Linked DNA regions of Mus musculus: region 1 is linked to region 2. The links are chromatin loops, found by intact Hi-C in ENCODE. Cell type or tissue: gastrocnemius. All regions are shown on one strand. Links, peaks and the distances in the headings refer to the core of each region. The heading gives the core; the rest is flanking DNA.

Region 1 (11,045 bases), core at 1,286-9,285, 160 kb before region 2:
TTATAAGATTTTAACATATATATATATAAAAAACTGTAACAATTCACTATTATAGTATTGATATAAAAGTAGGCAGATTAATAGTAGAGAAAACAAAGTCTTATCATAGACTTGTGTGCTATAAATGATTTAATAATCCCAGCACTTGAGGGCAGCAGCGTAACGTAAGAACTATTACAAGTGTGAGGTTAGCCTGGACTACATACAACTCCATGTCATAAAAAGCAGAGAAGAACTCAAGAGGTGATTAACTGGGCGCTTCATAGTGGGAGACACACTGACTTCTCACTGATCCTAAGGCAACTAACCAAACGAATCCCTGACATGTCAGAGCATTAATCAAAGAAGAAAGAAGGAAACCTATAACTCCAACTCTAAGGGATCCAATATGCTATTCATGGTTCTGTGGGCACTCCCATTCACACACAAACTAACACACACACACACACACACACACAATTATCAGGAAGAGGAGGAGAAGGAGGAGGAGGAGGAGGAGGAGGAAGAGGAAGAAGAAGAGGAAGAGGAAGAGGAAGAACAGGAGGAGGAGGAGGAAAATTGAGGCAATAGTCAAGTGACATGTACCAGACAGCCATGAAGAGCCAAGTACAAGTTAATTTACCTGTACTGAATTTTACCCTATTTAATCCTGATGATGACAGCTATTATATATTTCTTTCTCTACTTACTAAGGATGGGAACTGAGTTACAGGCTCCACTGAGCTTACACAAAAGCTACACTATCTGTCTCTGAACTCTCTCCACGGCATACTACCTCAACAGGGCTCTAAAAATATGGGCTCAATTCCAGGAGCAGGGGAAGGAAAAACTTTACAATCTGAACCCTGATTACTCACGGAGGTGACATCGGAAGATGTGAGCTAACTTTTAACACAGTTCAATCTCCAGCAAGGCACCAAACATCTATACAGCATGCACTACGTCACTAAGAAAGGTGACTCTAGCCCTGGATGCTCTCATACCTCAGTGTTTCAGGGGGCAGGAGAAGGCTGTCTGGAGATCAGTTCTCAGTACTGCCATGACTCTCAGCATTTTATACACTTCACACAAATAGGTACTGACCAAGCTGTGAACCATCTCCCCGGAAGTTTGAAATACACTGCTGTTAGAAAACTGCTCGTTAGGCTCTACCTGTCACGGCAGGAAGCTTTCCAACAGCTTCAATATGGTTGGTTACATTATTTCAAATAAAGCACCACACATAATCGGTCCCCACAGAGCAGGACTCCATTGTCCCAAACACAACTACTAAGTGTGAGTCTAGAATTCTTCACAAAGCTTTGCTCATATTTGACCTACTACTACTTGAATGCATCTCCTGAAAACTCAGCTATCGTGTCTACAAATGAAGAGCCAAATTGGACAACTCCTATATGAGAATCGCTAACATCACACAATTACAAGTGAGCTACTGACATAGGATATGGTTATGTTTGAATCTGGAAGGTCCCACACTGGCTCATGTTTTGGAGGCTTGCCCCCTAGCTGGAGGTTCTGTTTTAGAGGCTGTGGAACCTTCAATAAGCAAGGCTGGAAAAAGTAGGTTGAGCCTCTGAAGGTCACTGCTCAGTCCCTGCTTCTGGCCCTGTGCTCTGCCTCCTGGCCTGCTGTGGTAAAAGCGTCCACCATGGACTCCTGCCATAAACTCTACCATGATGACCGAACCATGAGCCAAATTCCTCTTCTTAAGCTGTTTCTGTCAGGCATCTGTAGTACTTTATTTGAAATGACGTAACCATACTGAAGATGTTAGGTATGGTAGAAACACTGTTGATCTCACTTGTCATTGACTACTTGGCATGACGTGTAGGGTTCCCCCTCCTCTTCACTACAGCTACACGGCTTCAATGGAGTTGACTCTCACTTGGTTGGCCCTTTAGAACCTACATAATACTGGCATAACTAATAATTCAGTCTAAAGGCACCTGAAGACCACCTGTGCCTGTGAATCAGACACTCTGCTACCTTCTGAGAAGACAAAGCAAATAAGATTTCTGCCTTTAAGCTGTCAGTCTACAGCTTAAGATAAAGAAGTGACAGACAGTTTCAACTCCTTAATGTTCTTCCTGAGGCAAGCCCTGAAGCTCAGCAGAGGGCTGGGCCATTGCAAGAAGGGTTACCAAGGATGGGTTTCTGGCACAGGGCGGGGAACGGAGCCCAGAGATGCAATCTAAGCCTGACATCCTGAGGATGTGCTACTTACGCAAGGAGACCATTTAAGGACAATGACTTTTAGTCGGTCTATCAAATGTTCCCAGTTAAAATTTTAAAGAAACTTTCCGGTTGTTCTGGGTATTATTAATATTTCTAAATGAGCTTCCAAACACTTGTTCATTCACAGATAATAATATGACCTGTAAAAGCATGTTGAATATATTCTTATTAAATATAATGAAGCATTATATCCACTTGCTCATATTAGCCACAGAGCTCGCTCAATAAAGCAAATGCAGGCATGCCCGATACCAGTGACACAGAACATCCACCTTATGGATAATATACAGTGAAGGCGGAGCACAGGGCTATGGGTAAGTGGAGGGAAAGTCGATCACTTAGAGGTGAATGGTAAGAAAGTCAATTTCGCTTTGGCTTGTTGAATGAGGGCATCAATACATTAAAATTGATTGTTAGGGAATGAGAAAGTAAACAAAAACTAGATGACAAGAATGGCTGGCAAGATGCACAGGGACAAATACGGTAGCTATGCAGGACACACACAAACACATACACACACACATACACATACATAGACACACATGCACACACATACACACACACACACACTAAACAAGATGGTCAAGGGACAAACAAGCTAGTTATGGAGGACACATACACACATACACAACACATACACACACATACCACACACACTAAAAAAGATGCTCAGGGGCAAACATGCTAGCTATGGAGCGCACTCGCGCGCGCGCACACACACACACACACACACACACACACACACACACGCACGCACAACAAAAAAAGTAAATGAGGACAAGATAGCTCTACAGCCAAGTTCTGCTTGTTTAGATATAGAAACACAGAGGGAGGCCTAACCTGTGTCCCTAAGTGTCAACTCCTTCAGTCAGCCTTCAAAGTGCTGCTTCCTAGGGCTGGGACAACGGCTCAGTCGGTAAAGTGCTTGCCGTGCATGAGGACTGAGTCTTAAAGTCATGTAAAATCTGAGCACTGGGGCATGCACCTGTAATCCCAGAACTGAGGAGACAGGAGACTCCCCAAAGTGTGACGGCCAGCAAGGCTAACCACATCAGCAGGCTCCAGGTTCAGAGAGCCCCTGACTCAAAAAACAGGTGGTCAATGATAGAGGAAGGTATCAGACCTTGGGGCTCTGAACATGTGGATGCAAACAGAGATATGCACACATAGACCTCGGGGCTCCACACATGTGGATGCACACAGAGACATGCACACATAGACCTCAGGGCTCCACACATGTGGATGCACACAGAAACAGAAAAGAAACAACACTTCCTCTGATAATATTCCTCAGGCCAATATTGGAGAGATCTCACGGTTTGATTAAAACAAAACAACAAGAAACAAGCTATCTCTACCAAGAGCAGCAACTGTGCAGAAGAGTCAAGGTCTAAAAAGGACCCAGAGCAGATTTCCACTAAAATAAAGCTTTCAAACAGTACTTACATAATGCAAGAACAAAAAAAAGATGTGAATTAAGAAAAAAGGGACTTTTGAAGAAAGATGAACCCAATGATGTGTTTATCCATGTATCAAAACTGAGATTAACATAATAACGTCAGTGAGCAAATACACTAGTTTAAAAACAGGAACAAAATTTGAGTATACTCAGTCAAAAAACAATGTATAATGCCAGAAGAAAAACACAGATTTTTTTCAATTAAGTTCAATTAATTTATCTTGGAAGAAGGAATGGCACCTGTCTATTTGAAAGTGGGTCACTCGTAGTGTGTGTTACCTGGTTTAAGTAGCTCAGGCACTTTTCAAGACACCAAAGGCAGCAAATGCAGGATTTCAGCATGCATCGTGCACAAGCGTTTTCCTGAGAGAGGAAAAGGCAAAAATAATTAACAAACACAGAAGCAAAAATCTAATCATCATGAAAACAACTTCAAATTCGAGAAACATAAAAATTTTAAAATCACAATGTAAGTTAAGGCCTCCATACCTACGTCTTCCCCAATTATTTTCAAATCACTTCAAAGCAACATTTATATACTAACGACTACATATATGATAGAGGAAGACACAGGACCAGCAAGACAAAATAAATGTCAAACACCCAAAGGTTGGAGTCAGAGTATGGTTGGTGACACCGTGTTGTGAGGGTGGGGAACAGGAAGAGAACATTCTTGGACCAGGTTCCAGGGAAAGGTAGATTGTGAGCACAGCCATGCTGAAAATCACAAATTATTTCCAAAGTCAGTAGGGGATTCATATATGTTAGACAGCAACCCTTTATGAGAGATACGGGTTAGGTGGATTTCTTGACTCTTCAGGCTCATTTTTGTTGCCTGTTCTTTCTGTTTAACAAAGAAAAAATCCTTTCCCAGATCAATGTCAAAGGCCACTTCCCCTGCTTCTGCTCAGAGGTTAGAGACTTACTGTTAGACTCACTGCCCTCTGCTGTCTCCTACTGGGGACACTTGGCTAACAGAGCTGACCTGGATATGAGGGTATGAATATTCTTAGCACAGAGATATGATAAGTGCTGTGAAGCTAGGAGGCTTGGTTATTCCACACTTATGCATGTATCAGAACATGCCACACCCACATCATATATAGTTATTATGGGTTCTTAAGAAAAAGGGTAGAGAAGTGCTTCTGTTTCAATAAACTTGGTGACTCGTGGTTAGACAGATGATTGTTCAGGGCATGTGGAATGTGTACATGGGAGACATGGAGGAAGAACTGGATCCCACTTTGTTCAGACTCTGAAGAAAACATCTAGAAGTTTATCCTACTATGTGCAGAATTGAGGTCTGGTGTATGCGCCCCAAGAGAGCCTGGCTAAACACACTGCTCTCACCTTCCCTTTGAGCTGACTGTGGATATACATGAGGACCATCCTGGGGATTTTGACGAGGGTGATAATGAAGGATCCTTTTGCCACAGTACCGAGGTGGTAACGAATAAGGCGATTCACTGATGCCAGAATAGGTGTGAAAGGCAAATTCCGTTTATCCCTGTTTTAAAAATGATCAAGAAGATAATTAAAACAAAATCTAGAACAGGAAGGAAATACAGATATATATGGTCTGAAATCTACTGTAGTGTAAAAAAAAATCACAGCAATATTATCTAGCTTTAGGACAAACTGACAAAGTAACCAAAACTGTGGTAAAAATGTTACAAAATCAGCTTCACTTCTCTACAACACCAACAGAGCAGTTCTTATGCTCTGTGACTTTAGATCAAACTGGTTTTGAAAGTTCTTATTAGTGACTATTTAAGGAATAAACTGTATCATCAGAAAATGGAATTTTAAGAAACAGTCTATAGCTGGCCAGGTGCGATGGTAGCTCAGACAGAGGCAAGCGAGCCTCTGTGAGTTTGAGGCTAGCCTAGTGTAGGACAGCCAGCTGTCTCCAAAACAAAACCAACAAAATCTCTACAGCCAGCAGCTCAGAACAGACTACTGAATAGATTATTCCTTTAGGTCTCAGTCCTGAAGGTAGCAAAAGGGGTCTCACGACAGTTCTTCTGAGAGAAACAAATGAAGCTTGCCTTTTAATGGTCTCTTAACCTGATACTCAACCAAGTTTACTTCTTTATAGGTCCTTAGGTCCCACCATGGTCTGCTAAGCTGGTTTGGAGGCAATTACAGCCAAGTGTGAGAGGAGGAATATCCACTCCACAAAGTTACCAACCATACATTTGTCACATCCTTTCCAACTCCCTTTTTTAAAAAACAAAACAAAACAGAAAAGAGACGGTTGTTGCCTTAGCCCCACTATCTTTGCCTGTAGCCATGGCTAACTCAATGAACTAGGGTTTTCTTGTAGGTAAAAAGTCTCACCTAGTAAAGTAGTATGTTACCACAGCTCCTGCCACAGTCATCTGCTGACAGGCGAGAATGAACTCACTGATCCAAATCAGGCCAACCACGTGGTACCACCACATGTACTGCAAAGGCCCGGAGATTTTGTACTCCACGAAGCCTTGCTCATTCTGAACAGCACTGCCTGGGAAGATGTCAAGGAAGCAAAGAAGCATCACACATCACATATAGCAGAAACTAAGACCCGTGGCTACGGACTGTGAACAAGCAGTAGGGTTTCCTGCGACACACAACACTCAATATGCTGGCTCTTAGTGCGGTTTCACTATGGGACGCAATTGTTATAACTTTAAACAGTTGCAAAACTAAACATCACACAATTACACATTTGGTTTCTTCTAAGGCATCGTCAAAGGTGTTTAAACTAATCTATTTAGATATAGTTCTAATTCCATTATCAGTTATTTGGGCCTGAATGTTGTTTGTTTCTCCCTCCTTCCTTCACCCCTCTCCTCCCCTCCCCTTCCTTCCTTCCTTCCTTCCTTCCCAGGGTTTTATTTACCCAGTAATTATAGATGTAAACTATTCTCTAAGCATAGAAATAACTGTCCTATTCCTTTACTGAGTATGAGCTGACTGGACAGAGATGCTTCACACAAGGTCACCGTCATTACCCTCACCTCTCACAGTTAACACCCATATCTTAATATTTGGTCCTGTGCTCCACTATCAGGAACTCAATAGTAGTCCAGGATGACTCTGGACTGTGAAGCAAGGCACAATGGCTATGAATTTATTAATTCATTTCAAAATGGATCCAAATATCCGAGTAAATAGAGAATCCACTTCAAATCCATGACCCTCTCAAAATTAAGATGTTTTAGGGCTTAGCTGGTCTAGATCCAAATTGCTAAGATCTGCTAAAAGTCATGAAGTGAGCATGAGTTATTGATGCCCCCTCTTGTTAAGATTTGATGGCTACTAGATCTCTGTCAACAAATTTATGAAGAATTCTATCTCTCTGGGGGGGGGGTGTATTGTACTAGGGACCAACAGGCTCTCACCCATGGATGCAAGCATTCTATACTGAGCTACACCCCTAACCTCTTTGATGACTTAAAATGTACGGGTACAAATTAGATTCATGAACGGGGGAAGAAACTGCATTTCTTACCAGTAGTGCCAAGGAAGAGAAGTGTCATTATCCAGTATGCCCAAAATAAGACGAGAGCAAAAAACGTCCAGAAGGGCTGGAAGACTAACAGAGGCAAGTGTATGAAGACCTTGCCAGCCACGTGGAACAAGGCGATGGTGAGAGCCACACGCTTGCGCATAACCAGCATGATCAGGAAGAGAATGACCTGAGGAGGGGAAGAGAGGAGAGCATCGAGTCTGTAAGTGGTGAAAACCCAAACCGCACAATGGTGCACAACTCTAATGGAACTTCCTCAGTCTATGAAGACCTTCCCTCTGCCCACTAATTACCAGTCAAACTGTCAGTCAGGACAAGACTCTTTCAATTGCACAGCATGCCTATCAGTCTGAGCAATGTTGGGAGAGCTATATGCTACCACCTCAAAGCAAGGGAAGTGCTCCTTTGTATTTCATCTCCTTTGTTGACTGAAGCTCCTAAGGTCGGACCTGTGGCAGAATAACCATTGGCTACTCACAATCTCCACCCCGTTCCTCTAGAAGCTAGCATAGAGAACTCTAGTTAAAGAAGCACGGCTAACAAATATCTTTGGAGCCAATAGTTTTAGTGCCATTATTGTTAGTATTAGTCTCATGGATGCTCAAAAAAACAAACTTGAGATGATTCCCTCCTTTAACTACAGGCTAGTCAGTGAGATTGTCACTGTCTAACACATGTCTAAGTAGAGTGTGTCTCACTTACATTTTCAATACCACATGCATTGTTAAAAGGTAAGTCTTAAATACAAGCAAAAATAACAAATGAACAAGTAAGAGGAATGATATTCTATTTCTTAATATATTATTCAGCAATATGGAGAATTGTTTCCCAAGATGTTAATTATATTTTGACAATGAGAAAAGTGTTATTAGCAAATGACAATATAAACATCCCAAGTGAAAATTATCTCAAAAGGCACACAGGGCAGAAGGAACTGTTGGATAAAAAGAACACTCATTGATTAGAGAGGCCTCTAGCAGTTTTGAACTGGGAGTACACTATGGGGAAGCTGTCCAGGGGCTGAAGGGAGTCTCCGTCCCACTTAGGACCATATGCACACAACACTAAGATCCCCGCCTGCATTCCCACTCACAGTGAACACTGTCGCTGAAATGGCATAGATGAGGAGCGCCCGCAGATTGTCCTCAGCTATCTGAAGCTGCTCAGGAATAACTGCTTCTTTGGGGGACCTTCTTTGCTTTGCATACAGCCACCATAATACACCCGTGCCACCTGGAGATACACGACAATTTGGTTTTGCAAATATCAGTACAAGTAAATACGTGACATATATGCTTAACTTTCTGGACCTACACTTTTTATGACCATTTGGGACACGGTGACAATCCACTTAACTATAATAACAAGGCCTAGCGCTGAAGGCCATGCAACTGATTAAATATTTGAACAGAGATTAGATAAAGGAATAACAGACAAAAAAAGTAGTTCTCCCCAAAGGTGGGAACAAAAGTAGGAAACCTCTGAATGCACTGGGTTTGGGGGCTAAAGAGCTTTTATCTCTAATACTAGCTCAGACGTAAAAAGACTGAATAACAAGGCAAACCTACTTCCACATATACCTGGATTTCCACCCAATGAATTTATTTAGCACCTCTTCACCAGGGACAGGACAGTAAACAGATGCCCACCCTCTCTGCTCACTGAGTTTACACAGCAATGAGGAAATGTAAACTAGCAGAAGTAACTCACAGGAGAATGTGAAATCTAAGTGGAAAATCTAGGCAGGACAATACTAGGCTGAGGAAGGTGCTGCAGTTTTTTAACACTGATAAGCAAGGCCTCACTGAGATGATGTGTCTGGGCAAGACAGCAACGTCTGAGAAAGATCAACTTCTGAAACTACGTAAGGAGAAAGCATCCTAGAGAGAAGTCTAGGAGGCTGAGGCAAGACCCTGCATACTAGGAGAGCTCCTTCTCTAATCCTAAAGATCACTGACCCATCCTAAAGCAGGCCAGCAAGAAAGATGCTGGGAGGTATGGGTCGAAGGATACCTGCATGCCAGACTATCCTGCAAAGCAGTGATTGGCTACAGTAAGGAGACTACTATAAGAAATATCTGGCAGATAAAAGTTGGTCTAAGATCTACACTTATCAAGCCGACCTCCACCTGTAAGTTCCCTATCCTATTTGTTGGTGAATAGTAAACTGTGGAGTTTTCTTCTAATGAAAACTTGTGGAAAACAAATCAACTAAAAGTATATAAAGATTCTTCTTCCCCTTTGAAGTCCCAAGGTACCAGAAAGCTGCTTGGAAAACTGTTTAACATATCGGAAAATGAACAGAATTACACTCTCTACAAATAGGAGCAGGCAGTCCAGAGAGGGGCTGAAGCTGTCGGAGAGCGGAGTGAAAACACCTACGTTAAGGCTGCTCACAGTAGACGCTTACAGCACACTTACTGTAGCCGCTGTGCATGAAGCTCCTGAATCCGGGCTAACACCGAGGGTGACCCAGTTTATCCATTACGGCTAGTAAACACTCTTATTGATTTCACAAATTAGAAAACTGAAATTGGGCAAGTTAAGTAACGAAATACCTTGTACAGTAAATGGTAAATTGAGGTTTATTATTAAAGCGACATATCTGAACATGAGTCAGACTCAAAGGCTGCCACAGATGAGAAGAGGAAAAGCCAGATGCGAGCAGGAAGAGCAGAGATCGGAACTGAGTATCAGATCTCAGGCCCTCTGTTTTTGCCAGACATGGACTGACAGTGGGAAAATTAACACCAAGAGGGAAGAGAGTCAGCCTGGCCAACTCATCCCGATGGAAAGGAGAACAGCAAGACTCTTCAGAAGACTATGACGTATCGTGGACTAAGCCATGCCTTTAACAAGAAAAACCGCCACTGGGACAGGACCAATGACCAACCACAGAAACAAAAGCAGCTCTTCTGAGGTGGGAAAGAGCCACTCCCAAAAGACGACAGGCAAGGAGAGGAAGCAGACTCATTTTTTAAAGCCTTTATCTTAAAGGGCTGCTGGAAAACACATAAAAACCTCTAAGGGGTGAATCAGGGAAGGAAACAAAATGCAGTCTGGTCAGCCTGAGGTTCTGGGGATGCACAGGCAGGAAGGGGCGTATGTGCCCGACTGCAATGTGGTCAGTCTGAGGATTCGGGATGCACAGGCAGGAAGGGGCGTATGTGCCCGACCGAACACGCTTCTACCCAGGGAATCCAGAACGTGCGTGTAAAAGTAAAGACAATATGTGATCATCTAGACCTTGGGAAAATACGGGATCTATTAAGTCCCTCATGAATAAATCATCTGAATTCGGTCAATACAAAGGTGAACCAAATGACGCACTCAGAAAGGCTCATGGACACAGGATCCAGAAGATCGGTCCAAGAAACCTAACCTTAAATGTAAACGTAAGCCGGAGGCCTCTCAAGACAAGGCTAGATAAATCCTTAAGGCACAGTATGTAAAAACAATATTTTAATGTAATAATAACTTGAATTTAAAAGCTATGATTATTTGACAAGGCTTGGAAGCATGAGTGAACAGAAGGGAGCCTGTAACGCAGGAAGGTCAGAAAATGCTAATTCTGCAAAGGCTGGGGAACGGCACGTATCATCTCTGCCTCTAACAATCACAGGATGAAGCAGTATCTTACAAATAAACACAGGCTACCAACTATAGTAGAACTATCTCAGATACAGTGAAGACTGTCAGAAAATATTCTATGCAGAAGCGCTAGAGAAGGGAAAGCGGGTGTGAACAGCAGAAGGATAAGCATGAGTCGGACTACAGACATACGTGGAGAGACAGGCAACGGAGCTCAAAATGTTAACTAAATGCTGCGTGCCCATA
Region 2 (11,045 bases), core at 1,759-9,758:
GAACACATTAAAGCAATCATCCATCCTGACCAAGTAGGTTTTATTCCAGGGATGCAGGGATGGTTTAATATACGAAAATCCATCAATGTAATCCATTATATAAACAAACTCAAAGACAAAATCCACATGATCATCTCGTTAGATGCAGAAAAAGCATTTGACAAGATCCAACACCCATTCATGATAAAAGTTCTGGAAAGATCAGGAATTCAAGGCCAATACCTAAACATGATAAAAGCAATCTACAGCAAACCAGTAGCCAACATCAAAGTAAATGGAGAGAAGCTGGAAGCAATCCTACTAAAATCAGGGACTAGACAAGGCTGCCCACTTTCTCCCTACCTTTTCAACATAGTACTTGAAGTATTAGCCAGAGCAATTCGACAACAAAAGGAGATCAAGGGGATACAAATTGGAAAAGAGGAAGTCAAAATATCACTTTTTGCAGATGATATGATAGTATATATAAGTGACCCTAAAAATTCCAACAGAGAACTCCTAAACCTGATAAACAGCTTCGGTGAAGTAGCTGGATATAAAATTAACTCAAACAAGTCAATGGCCTTTCTCTACACAAAGAATAAACAGGCTGAGAAAGAAATTAGGGAAACAACACCCTTCTCAATAGCCACAAATAATATAAAATATCTCGGCGTGACTCTAACGAAGGAAGTGAAAGATCTGTATGATAAAAACTTCAAGTCCCTGAAGAAAGAAATTAAAGAAGATCTCAGAAGATGGAAAGATCTCCCATGCTCATGGATTGGCAGGACCAACATTGTAAAAATGGCTATCTTGCCAAAAGCAATCTACAGATTCAATGCAATCCCCATTAAAATTCCAACTCAATTCTTCAACGAATTAGAAGGAGCAATTTGCAAATTCATCTGGAATAACAAAAAACCGAGGATAGCAAAAACTCTTCTCAAGGATAAAAGAACCTCTGGTGGAATCACCATGCCTGACCTAAAGCTTTACTACAGAGCAATTGTGATAAAAACTGCATGGTACTGGTATAGAGACAGACAAGTGGACCAATGGAATAGAATTGAAGACCCAGAAATGAACCCACACACCTATGGTCACTTGATCTTCGACAAGGGAGCCAAAACCATCCAGTGGAAGAAAGACAGCATTTTCAACAATTGGTGCTGGCACAACTGGTTGTTATCATGTAGAAGAATGCGAATCGATCCATACTTATCTCCTTGTACTAAGGTCAAATCTAAGTGGATCAAGGAACTTCACATAAAACCAGAGACACTGAAACTTATAGAGGAGAAAGTGGGGAAAAGCCTTGAAGATATGGGCACAGGGGAAAAATTCCTGAACAGAACAGCAATGGCTTGTGCTGTAAGATCGAGAATTGACAAATGGGACCTAATGAAACTCCAAAGTTTCTGCAAGGCAAAAGACACTGTCTATAAGACAAAAAGACCACCAACAGACTGGGAAAGGATCTTTACCTATCCTAAATCAGATAGGGGACTAATATCCAACATATATAAAGAACTCAAGAAGGTGGACCTCAGAAAATCAAATAACCCCCTTAAAAAATGGGGCTCAGAACTGAACAAAGAATTCTCACCTGAGGAATACCGAATGGCAGAGAAGCACCTGAAAAAATGTTCAACATCCTTAATCATCAGGGAAATGCAAATCAAAACAACCCTGAGATTCCACCTCACACCAGTGAGAATGGCTAAGATCAAAAATTCAGGTGACAGCAGATGCTGGCGAGGATGTGGAGAAAGAGGAACACTCCTCCATTGTTGGTGGGATTGCAGGCTTGTACAACCACTCTGGAAATCAGTCTGGCGGTTCCTCAGAAAATTGGACATAGTACTACCGGAGGATCCAGCAATACCTCTCCTGGGCATATATCCAGAAGAAGCCCCAACTGGTAAGAAGGACACATGCTCCACTATGTTCATAGCAGCCTTATTTATAATAGCCAGAAACTGGAAAGAACCCAGATGCCCCTCAACAGAGGAATGGATACAGAAAATGTGGTACATCTACACAATGGAGTACTACTCAGCTATTAAAAAGAATGAATTTATGAAATTCCTAGCCAAATGGATGGACCTGGAGAGCATCATCCTGAGTGAGGTAACACAATCACAAAGGAACTCACACAATATGTACTCACTGATAAGTGGATACTAGCCCAAAACCTAGGATACCCACGATATAAGATACAATTTCCTAAACACATGAAACTCAAGAAAAATGAAGACTGAAGTGTGGACACTATGCCCCTCCTTAGAAGTGGGAACAAAACACCCATGGAAGGAGTTACAGAAACAAAGTTTGGAGCTGAGATGAAAGGATGGACCATGTAGAGACTGCCATATCCAGGGATCCACCCCATAATCAGCATCCAAACGCTGACACCATTGCATATACTAGCAAGATTTTATCGAAAGGACCCAGATGTAGCTGTCTCTTGTGAGACTATGCCGGGGCCTAGCAAACACAGAAGTGGATGCTCACAGTCAGCTAATGGATGGATCACAGGGCTCCCAATGGAGGAGCTAGAGAAAGTACCCAAGGAGCTAAAGGGATCTGCAACCCTATAGGTGGAACAACATTATGAACTAACCAGTACCCCTGAGCTCTTGACTCTAGCTGCATATGTATCAAAAGATGGCCTAGTCGGCCATCACTGGAAAGAGAGGCCCATTGGACACGCAGACTTTGTGTGCCCCGGTACAGGGGAACGCCAGGGCCAAAGGGGGGGAGTGGGTGGGTAGGGGAGTGGGGGTGGGTGGGTAAGGGGGACTTTTGGTATAGCATTGGAAATGTAAATGAGCTAAATCCCTAATAAAAAATGGAAAAAAAAAAAAAAAAAAAAAAAAAAAAAAAAAAAAAAAAAAGAAAGAGCGTCGCCATCTTTATCTGTGTGGCCAGTCTTGGATAGAAAAGGATAGCATCTAGAGAAAAATAGCAGCTAAATTAAGGGAGAGATCAAGCCCGTCCAACTGAGAGAACATGGTGATTTGGAAGCAAAGCAGAAAGTGTTAGATTCACTTAATGAATTTTAAATGTTTGCTCTGAGCTGGCGTGTGGCCTAGACTGCGCTGTTGGCTCACGAACGCTTGGTTGCCAAATGGAAACACAGAGATAAAGGCGAGACAGAAAAAAAGTCAGGTCTGATAGGAAGGTAAGGGGTGCAGCCACAATCCACGGAGAGGAAGTAATGGGTAGCTATCAGTGAGTGACTTGGTGGCTGCCCTGGGACTCTTCCTCTTTTTATGGAGTCATGTCCCAGTTGTGGCCACCAGAGTGAATGAGTGAAGACGTATACCAGTTTTACACTAAATGTGCCTGGAGGGTTTATGGTCCATGGGAAGCCAGCTGGTGGCACAGAAGCAAGCAGGCAACGAAATGTTTCAGAGTTACCCAAAAGTAATAAGCCTTTCCCCACAAAGTTTCTAGTAGGTTATTTTTTTTTCACTGTAATATCTTCTTCACTCTCTGCCCGAATTAGCATCTACTTCCTATGGAAGATTAACAGCCATGTCCTGTAAGTGGGACTGTCACCAAGAAGGGTGGAAAGAGAATCCTCTCTTCCTTTTCTCCGAGGGACCCATTTACAAGCTGCTCTCCATGTGGCTGCTTGGCACCTTGGGTCCCAATGAGTCAGGAGAGATGCGTGGATTCTTCTGACATCCTGGAGCCAAGCATACAGTAAGCATACTCCTTCCCCAACTGGGACCTTCAGAACCACAGTCTTAAATACCAGACAGGAGAGGAGTATGGCTTCCAGACTCCTTAAACAAGTGGTCAGAAAGGTCCCCCATGATGAGGGAGCACGGACCTACCTTCAGCTGCCTCTACTCTTTAAAACAAAATATAACATGCTAGAGACTAAGAAGAGGCAGATGGGCTGCACGGGTCTCAGGCTGTATGCTGGAATAGACTGGAATAGAGCCACTAAGTCCAGTTTTGCTTAAGTGGATTGCTTTAGTTGAAGGCAGAGGAGGGGCGGCTGCCTTTGATGCTCTCAAGTTCCACGGTGTTCATTTCCTACAAGAGTACCTTAGGCAGGACAAGAAAGAGTAGCCTTGAGGGGTCCAGGACAGAGTAGAGACATTCTAGTGTCACAAGTTTTTGTTTTGCTTAATCATTATCAGGAAATAAAACTACACTGATGAATCCAACGCTCTTTCGCACTGTGTGACAATACTATTTTGTCACAGAAAATTAAATTGCCTCCTCTTCTCTCTCTCCTTCCTTCCCTTCTTCCCTTCTCCTCCCTCCCCTTCCCTCCCCTTTCCCTTCCTTTCCTCCTCTTTCCCCTTTTTTTCTTCTCATAGTGGGTTGGGTGTTGAACTCAGAACCTGGCACATGCTATCATTTAGTTGTGTTCTCTAGCAAATAAAATTTTCTCTCAGCTCACATTTCTGGAACTCTTGGGGGAGAGTTTGTAAACACAGCAAACCCCCAATTTAGCTGATCTCCTACAGTCTTCAGTAGCACTTGGACCCCGTCCTTTTGTTTTTCTTGACTGAAGTAGCTGGCACCGTTGAGTTGGCTAGCCATGCCTACGGTTCCCTGTGGAATGACAGTTTCCTGGGTCACTCCTTCCAGGCAGCCACACCCACGCATGCTCACTGAATGCAATTGTGCAAGCCCTGAACTTCTGACCTACATAGCTATTAGCTATGGGGGGGAGGGGGTGTCTTTTCAAGGCATACAGTGCAACAACAGAAAATGGGCACATTCGCGAGTCTTCCTCCTTTATTTCTCTGAAGCAACCAGAGAAAACCCATCGCTCAACTGTGGCTCTAGTGAACTGTGTCCCAGAAAGGAGCACCCATACTGCCCTCTGCTGTTTGCTTTTGATAAGACAGGTACTTGTGAGTGAACCACCTTTTCTGAGATGTGGGCAAGTAGAAGTTGTGGAAATATTGATGCCAACCTGGTATAGGAGTCTCTTTTCTTTGGAAGTAAACAAACATTCAACACAACAGTCCTACGTCCAAAACTCTTAGTGACAGGGAGAAATGAGCACACACAGCAAGGCATATGAGTGACAGGAAAAGGAACAGGGACCACCAGGGAAGATCGCTGATTGGAGACCAGCACCTTCCACTGCCCAGTTTATTTTTCACCCAGGCTTGCTGGGAGCTCAGAAGTATTGTACAGAAACCAGCTCTCTGTTAGCTCTAGGGCCCATGACTGAAGCCTGGAAGCCTGGAAGCTTGGAGAAGGTCCTGGTGAAGAGAAAGCTTGTTTCAGTTTCCATAGAAAATTATCTTCAATACCCCCCCAGTCCCCCCGTCCCCCCCCCTGCCGCGGTGAGCATAGACCCACATGTACCCCACACAAGGCTTAAAGGTTTCTGTGAGCCAGGCAAGCTCAACCGCGTCTTTACAGCCTTGTCTTTCATCTTTACAACTCTGCCTTCCGTCTTTACAGCCCTGCCTTCTGACTTCATAGGCCCAGCACCTCAGAGACTAGCAGGGCCTGAAGAGCTATATTTTGGGGGAATTATTGAGATTATGTTTATTGATCCAGTTTCATGCTGGACCAGGACAACATATGTTCACTTGACAGTTTTTTAATATTCATTCAGAAGTCAAGCAGGAGGGACCAGGCACTTTTGAATGTCCTCCTCATGACAACCTTGTGAGGTAGACCCCAATATTACCTATCACATGACAGAGACTAAGAAACAGGAAATAGTTTGTCTGATTGTAGAATTGGAATTTGAGTCAAACTTACAATTTATAAATGGCTTCCTTTCTTCCTTCCTTCCTTCCTTCCTTCCTTCCTTCCTTCCTTCCTTCCTTCCTTCCTTCCTTCTTCCCTCCCTCCCTCCCTCCCTCCCTCCTTCCCTCGCTCCCTTCCTTTGTTCTTCTTCTCTCTGTCTATGTCTCTCTCTCTGCTGTGCTGGAGATCAGCTCAGGGCTTAGTTTGCTCTATACCAGAGTTCATTGAACAACCCCCTGACCCTTCTTTTATTGAGACAAAACCTCACTGTGTATCCTACAGGATAGGTGTCAGGCTGGAAACCCCAGAGTGTTGGTATGACATGGAGTTCAAAGCTGAAGGTCGACTGCTGGCTTTAAAAGACGAGGGTTTGTTTCCCTTGACCTTCACATTATGGAGGGCAATCTGTTTTACTCAAAGTTCACTGATTTCATTGTTCATCTCACCCAAAAACACCCTCACAGGAACAGCCAGAATATCATTTGCTCAAATGTTTTGGGTCCAGCAAGCTGATACATTAAAAATTAACATTTAATTAAAATTAAAAAATCACAGATGATAAAATTGACTCTGAGTCCTTAAATAATGAGATATCTGGGGCTGGAAAGATGACTCAACATTTATGAGCACTGGCTGCTCTTCTAGAGATTCTGAGTTCAGTTCCCAGTAATCGCACGATGGCTCACGTAATTCTCCGTAACTCCAGTCCCAGGGGATCTGACACCTGCTTTGCTGGGTACCCGACATGCACACGGTGCACAGACAAACATGTAGGCAACACACACATTCACCTAAAAGAACATGAAAAAAAAAAAAAGACTGGGATGCTTCTAGATATTTAAAGAAAGGAAAATTGGCCATTTGTGATGGTGCGTGTCTTTAATCCCAGCACCCAAGGCAGAGGCAGGCAGATCTCTGTGAGTTAGAGGTCAACCTGGTCTACAAAGTGAGTTCAGGACAGCCAGGGCTAGTTACGCTGAGAAACCCTGAAGACACAGGGGAGGGAGGAACTTCAGTGAGTAGACAATTACTGGGTTACATATACAGCTTGGTTAAATACACAACATAGTCCTGCAGGGTAGCCTTTGGGATTGTCTTGTCAGAAATCATTTACTTCACTACTATAAGGAACATCAAGATAACAAGTGATGACATTGGTTCTGTGCTTGAAGCTCGTAGAAGGTACCTACCTCTCCATTGAGAATTAAATAACTCTCAGGCCTTGTGAGTCTCCTAGTTTAGTTGTTCTGCATAGTTTCTCTTACCACCTTGCACCCAGCGCCTCTCCTATGTAATTACAAGAAAGCATTTTGCCATGCTGGACTGGCCTGGGGACATTCTCCACACTCCACTCTGCTCCATCCTTCCTGGGAGGCAAATGACCCAGGCCTCTTTACCCAAGTAGCCAGGGAAAAAAAGGAAGCTCATGCAGGGACATCAGAATAGATGTAGCTGAAAGCATTCTGAAACCTCAGCCCGCCCCGCCCCCACCTTTCATACTCAAAGCATCACTTTGCCTTACAGCGATCTATGTGATATTAAAGCTGACCTGCTCACAGTAGCACCACTTTCTTTGATGGTGGAATAGAATGAGGCATGGTAAAGTACACAGAGAGAGAGCAAAATAGCCTATCTGCCACCCACAGTTCAGCCTCATATAAGAGTGCTCATTTATCTGAGTACCAAGGACCAGTCTGTCCCTTGCAAAACTTTGCGTTCTCCACCACATCTGGCACCAGGCCTGGTGTATCTGGAGCCGAAGAAACTGCAGCTGCATGATTGGCAGGGGTCATTATGGGCTGGAGATTTTGTTAGAAATGGGAGCATACAGTAGAAAACAGTTTGAGACGGCTATTCCAATGTCTTGCTATTTCCCAGGCCATTCTTTGAAACAGCGTCTCCAGGACATGGTACCCTGGAAGAAGCAGCTCTCAAAAGCACACAAAAACCCCTTTATTTAAAAAAAAAAAGTGACCCAGATGGCAGTACCAAATAATAACAATTATGGTGATACATATTTATCACGTATTCTGAGGCCAGACAATGTCTGGGTTTAGATTATAAATTGGCTCATTATCAGGAAAAAGATATTTATTGAAACACAGCAATGATCAATGGGCTCATTACCCTCTTATGGCGGCCAAGAAGTCCTGAGACACAGCCTGTCGCAAAAACGAGGCAGTTATTTGTGCCGGCGCTATCTGGTGCCCAGTTTTTTCCCACAGGGTTGATTTGTTCTGAGAAGAGGAACAGGGACAAGAATCGGACTTCAGGGTCTTGATCTGATCATCTGGAAAATAGAGCTAATTGAGGTGTTCCCCTGGGGGGCTAGCTTTATCAATGTCTCAGCGAGGCAATGGCCTGTTATTTAAATATGAGCCCACATGCCCCTTTCCCTTCTTTTAGCGAATGTTTAGTATACGTGGCAGTGTTTTCATTACAGTGTTCCACGCAGGTGCATGATGGATTTTGGTCGTCTCAACCCCATTACCCACTCTAGCTTTCTCTTGTTCCCATCTATTTTCATTGACTGTTGAGTGTGTGAACCAAAGAATGTTACATCTTAGGGTTACTTACAGGAATGCTTTCCAGTAGTTACAGCACTGAAGAAAACATTTTTTTCTTCCTCAGAGTGCTGTAATTTTCTTTTTTAAATTCTAGCTGTTTTTTTTTTTGTTTTGTTTTGTTTTGGTTTTTGTTACATTACGGCTTTTTAAAGGAAGCGCTTGCCTAGATTCAGCTCACTGCTTCTCTGATTCCTTATTCAGAAATCTTTTTTTAAAAAACTTGTCTGTGACTCTTGAGACATTTTAAATAGTATTTAGCATAGAATACGCAGGAAGACCCAAATACCTGCCAGGCCGCAACTAGCCAAAGAGGAGACCACTATGAACAATGGTTTACACAATAAGCCGCCACTGAAGGGGCTCCAGGAGCACACGTGTAGGGAGGCCTTAGGAGGAACATAGCAGGTGCTTTGGGAGTGACACAAATCTAGGGCTGGAGAGTTACCCCAGCAGTTAAGAGTGTTGGTATTCTTGCAGAGGGTCCAGACCCAGCTCCTAACCCACACTGGGGAGTCTATCCCATAATCAACCACCAAACACAGACACTATTGCATATGCCAGCAAGATTTTGCTGAAGGGACCCTGATATAGCTGTCTCCTGTGAGGCTTTGCCAGTGCCTGGCAAATACAGAAGTGGATGCTCACAGTCATCTAGAGGATGGAACACAGGGCCCCCAATATAGGAGCTAGAGAAAGTACCCAAGAGCTGAAGGGGTTTGCAACCATATAGGAGGAACAACAATACGAACTAATCAGTACCCCCGGAGCTCGTGTCTCTAGCTGCATATGTATCAGAAGATGGCCTAGTCTGCCATCACTGGGAAGAGAGGCCCCTTGGTATTGTAAACTTTATATGCCCCAGTACAGGGGAATGCCAAGGGCCAAGAAGTGGGAGTGGGTGGGTAGGGGAGCAGGGAGGGGGGAGGGTATAGGGGACTTTTGGGATAGCATTTGAAATGTAAATGAAGAAAATATCTAATAAAAATATATTAAAAAAATCAACCTTCCAAAATTCCAATTCCAGGTGATACAACACCATCTTGTAAACTTAACACCATTAGACATGCATGTGACATATTCATAAAATAACTAAATAAATCTTTTAAAAAAAGTATACACGTATAGGAAGTTGAGTAGGGAGCTGTGGACATTTAGGGACCCTTTCCTTCAGAATACCCTGAATGGAGAGCATGAGGGGGTGGGGGTCCTCTGATCATAGATATAATGAGAACATTCATAGTCAACTGGGCACTCCCTGTATCCCTTTAGTATAACCAGCAGTAAACTCTACATGCCCGACATGTTTGAGGCTGGAAAGAAACCAGACAATGATGGCTGAGGACAGATGGACAGGACTGACAGACATACAGTATTCACCATCTTCAACCACAGTACAGATGGTCTCAGCTCACAGATTAGGGCTTGGCACTCACAGACATAACACACAGATGTGGTTAGGAGCCCAAACACACTAAATGGGCTTCAGGGTTTTCTTTTTTATTAATCCTGAAAATGGGAACTTATCACTCAGGATATTACCGCTCATGCTGTAATAATGAATGATTAAAAAACCTTCAATGATAACACGACAAATGCCCTTCACAAGTCTATGGTCCTACTTCATGGTTTCTTTATGCAGCTAACCAGCTACTCGGGGTAGCCCACTGTTGGGGACACTGCCAGTCATCATGGCACAGAGGAAAGGGAGCATGGCTGTATTAGTCATTTTTTTTTCTGTCACAGAATCAGCTTAAATAAGAAAAGGGGTTACTTAAGCCATGTTTTCATAGGTGTTGGTCTAGAGTCATTTGGTACCATTGTTAGGAACCTTAGGACCAGGCATTATGTCAGGGAACATGTGGTTTGGTGTGGTGGTTGGAAAACAAGAGTGCATGCGTGTGGGGAGTGGGGGAGAAGGAGTGGACTGTGAGAGGTAGGCTGGTCCTCATTGAGCTAAAGGCTTTGAAGCCCCAGAGACCCTGAAGAGACAGTAGGAGCTTCACCTGCTCTCTGGCACCAGGCCCCTGTCGTGTAGCCCCCACCCCCGTGGATTTGTGGCCATCAGTCACTAAGGGAATTGACCCCAAGCCCTTCCACGTGTAGATGAGGCATCCCTATCATCTCAGATAAAGACAATAGGAAAAGAGACGTGACCTGTGGTCAGGTAGACTCAAGACAGAGATCTCTATGCTAATGAGGTACCTAGAAGCCCAGAGGGTGTAGCCAATAAGCATTCCTTCCCAGCCATTCCTCTCTGCAAAAGGTATTTAATCCCAGGCCCACCCTGAGAAGTAGGGTGGGTTTATGCATCCACTTTCCATCATGCCAATAAAAGGTTTGGAACCACGGACTATCTCTTTTTATTGAGATTCGCAGTGGGGAGCCATGGAGAAGGCCTTCGCCTATAGAACCAACCATCTAGTCTCCCATAGAAGGCCTCTCTGCACTCCCAGCCATGATCACCACCAGGTCTGCTGCCCTGCTGGGTTGCTGCAGGCCCAGGAACCCCCAAACCAGCTCTGGCTTCCCACTCTCAGACTGTGCTTCCCCCACCTCTTGAGCAGTGTCCTGGTGTTTCTCTACTGCTCACACTTGCCACACTGGAGGTAAGAGCAGTCAAACTCCCCTCATCCCGCCTCCCTAAGTGGCTGGGCCCTGTGGCAAAGGAACCCACAACCCTACGTGTGTGTGTGTGTGTGTGTGTGTGTGTGTGTGTGTGTGTGTGTCTCAATAGATTCTACCAGCTATCAGTGACAT

Evidence for each region. Peaks named below come from ENCODE experiments on the same cell type or tissue, not always from the same donor. Only the 100,000 strongest peaks of a DNase experiment are listed, where the experiment ranks them.
Region 1: it touches region 2 in a loop (3-fold over the local background); 10 of 42 quality-filtered maps call a loop at or near these places.

Annotation. Positions count from the first base shown.
Region 1 is chr4:53,538,697-53,549,741 of GRCm38, reverse strand. Slc44a1 (solute carrier family 44, member 1) reads right to left here. Exons shown (of 16, transcript NM_001374697.1): 8 at 8,302-8,441; 9 at 7,191-7,377; 10 at 6,035-6,200; 11 at 5,045-5,201; 12 at 3,974-4,057. Among named protein-coding and RNA genes, the nearest start is that of Fsd1l, 87 kb to the left of the region's middle. In gastrocnemius, for the core only: a CTCF peak has its summit at 4,639 (motif pointing left); no DNase peak of the experiment used is centred there; H3K27ac peaks cover 281 bases.
Region 2 is chr4:53,378,633-53,389,677 of GRCm38, reverse strand. All of the region lies in intron 2 of Gm12496 (a long non-coding RNA gene), which reads left to right. Among named protein-coding and RNA genes, the nearest start is that of Gm12496, 20 kb to the left of the region's middle. In gastrocnemius, for the core only: a CTCF peak has its summit at 4,840 (motif pointing left); DNase peaks (open chromatin) are centred at 3,093, 4,825 and 7,472; H3K4me3 peaks cover 474 bases; H3K27ac peaks cover 1,339 bases.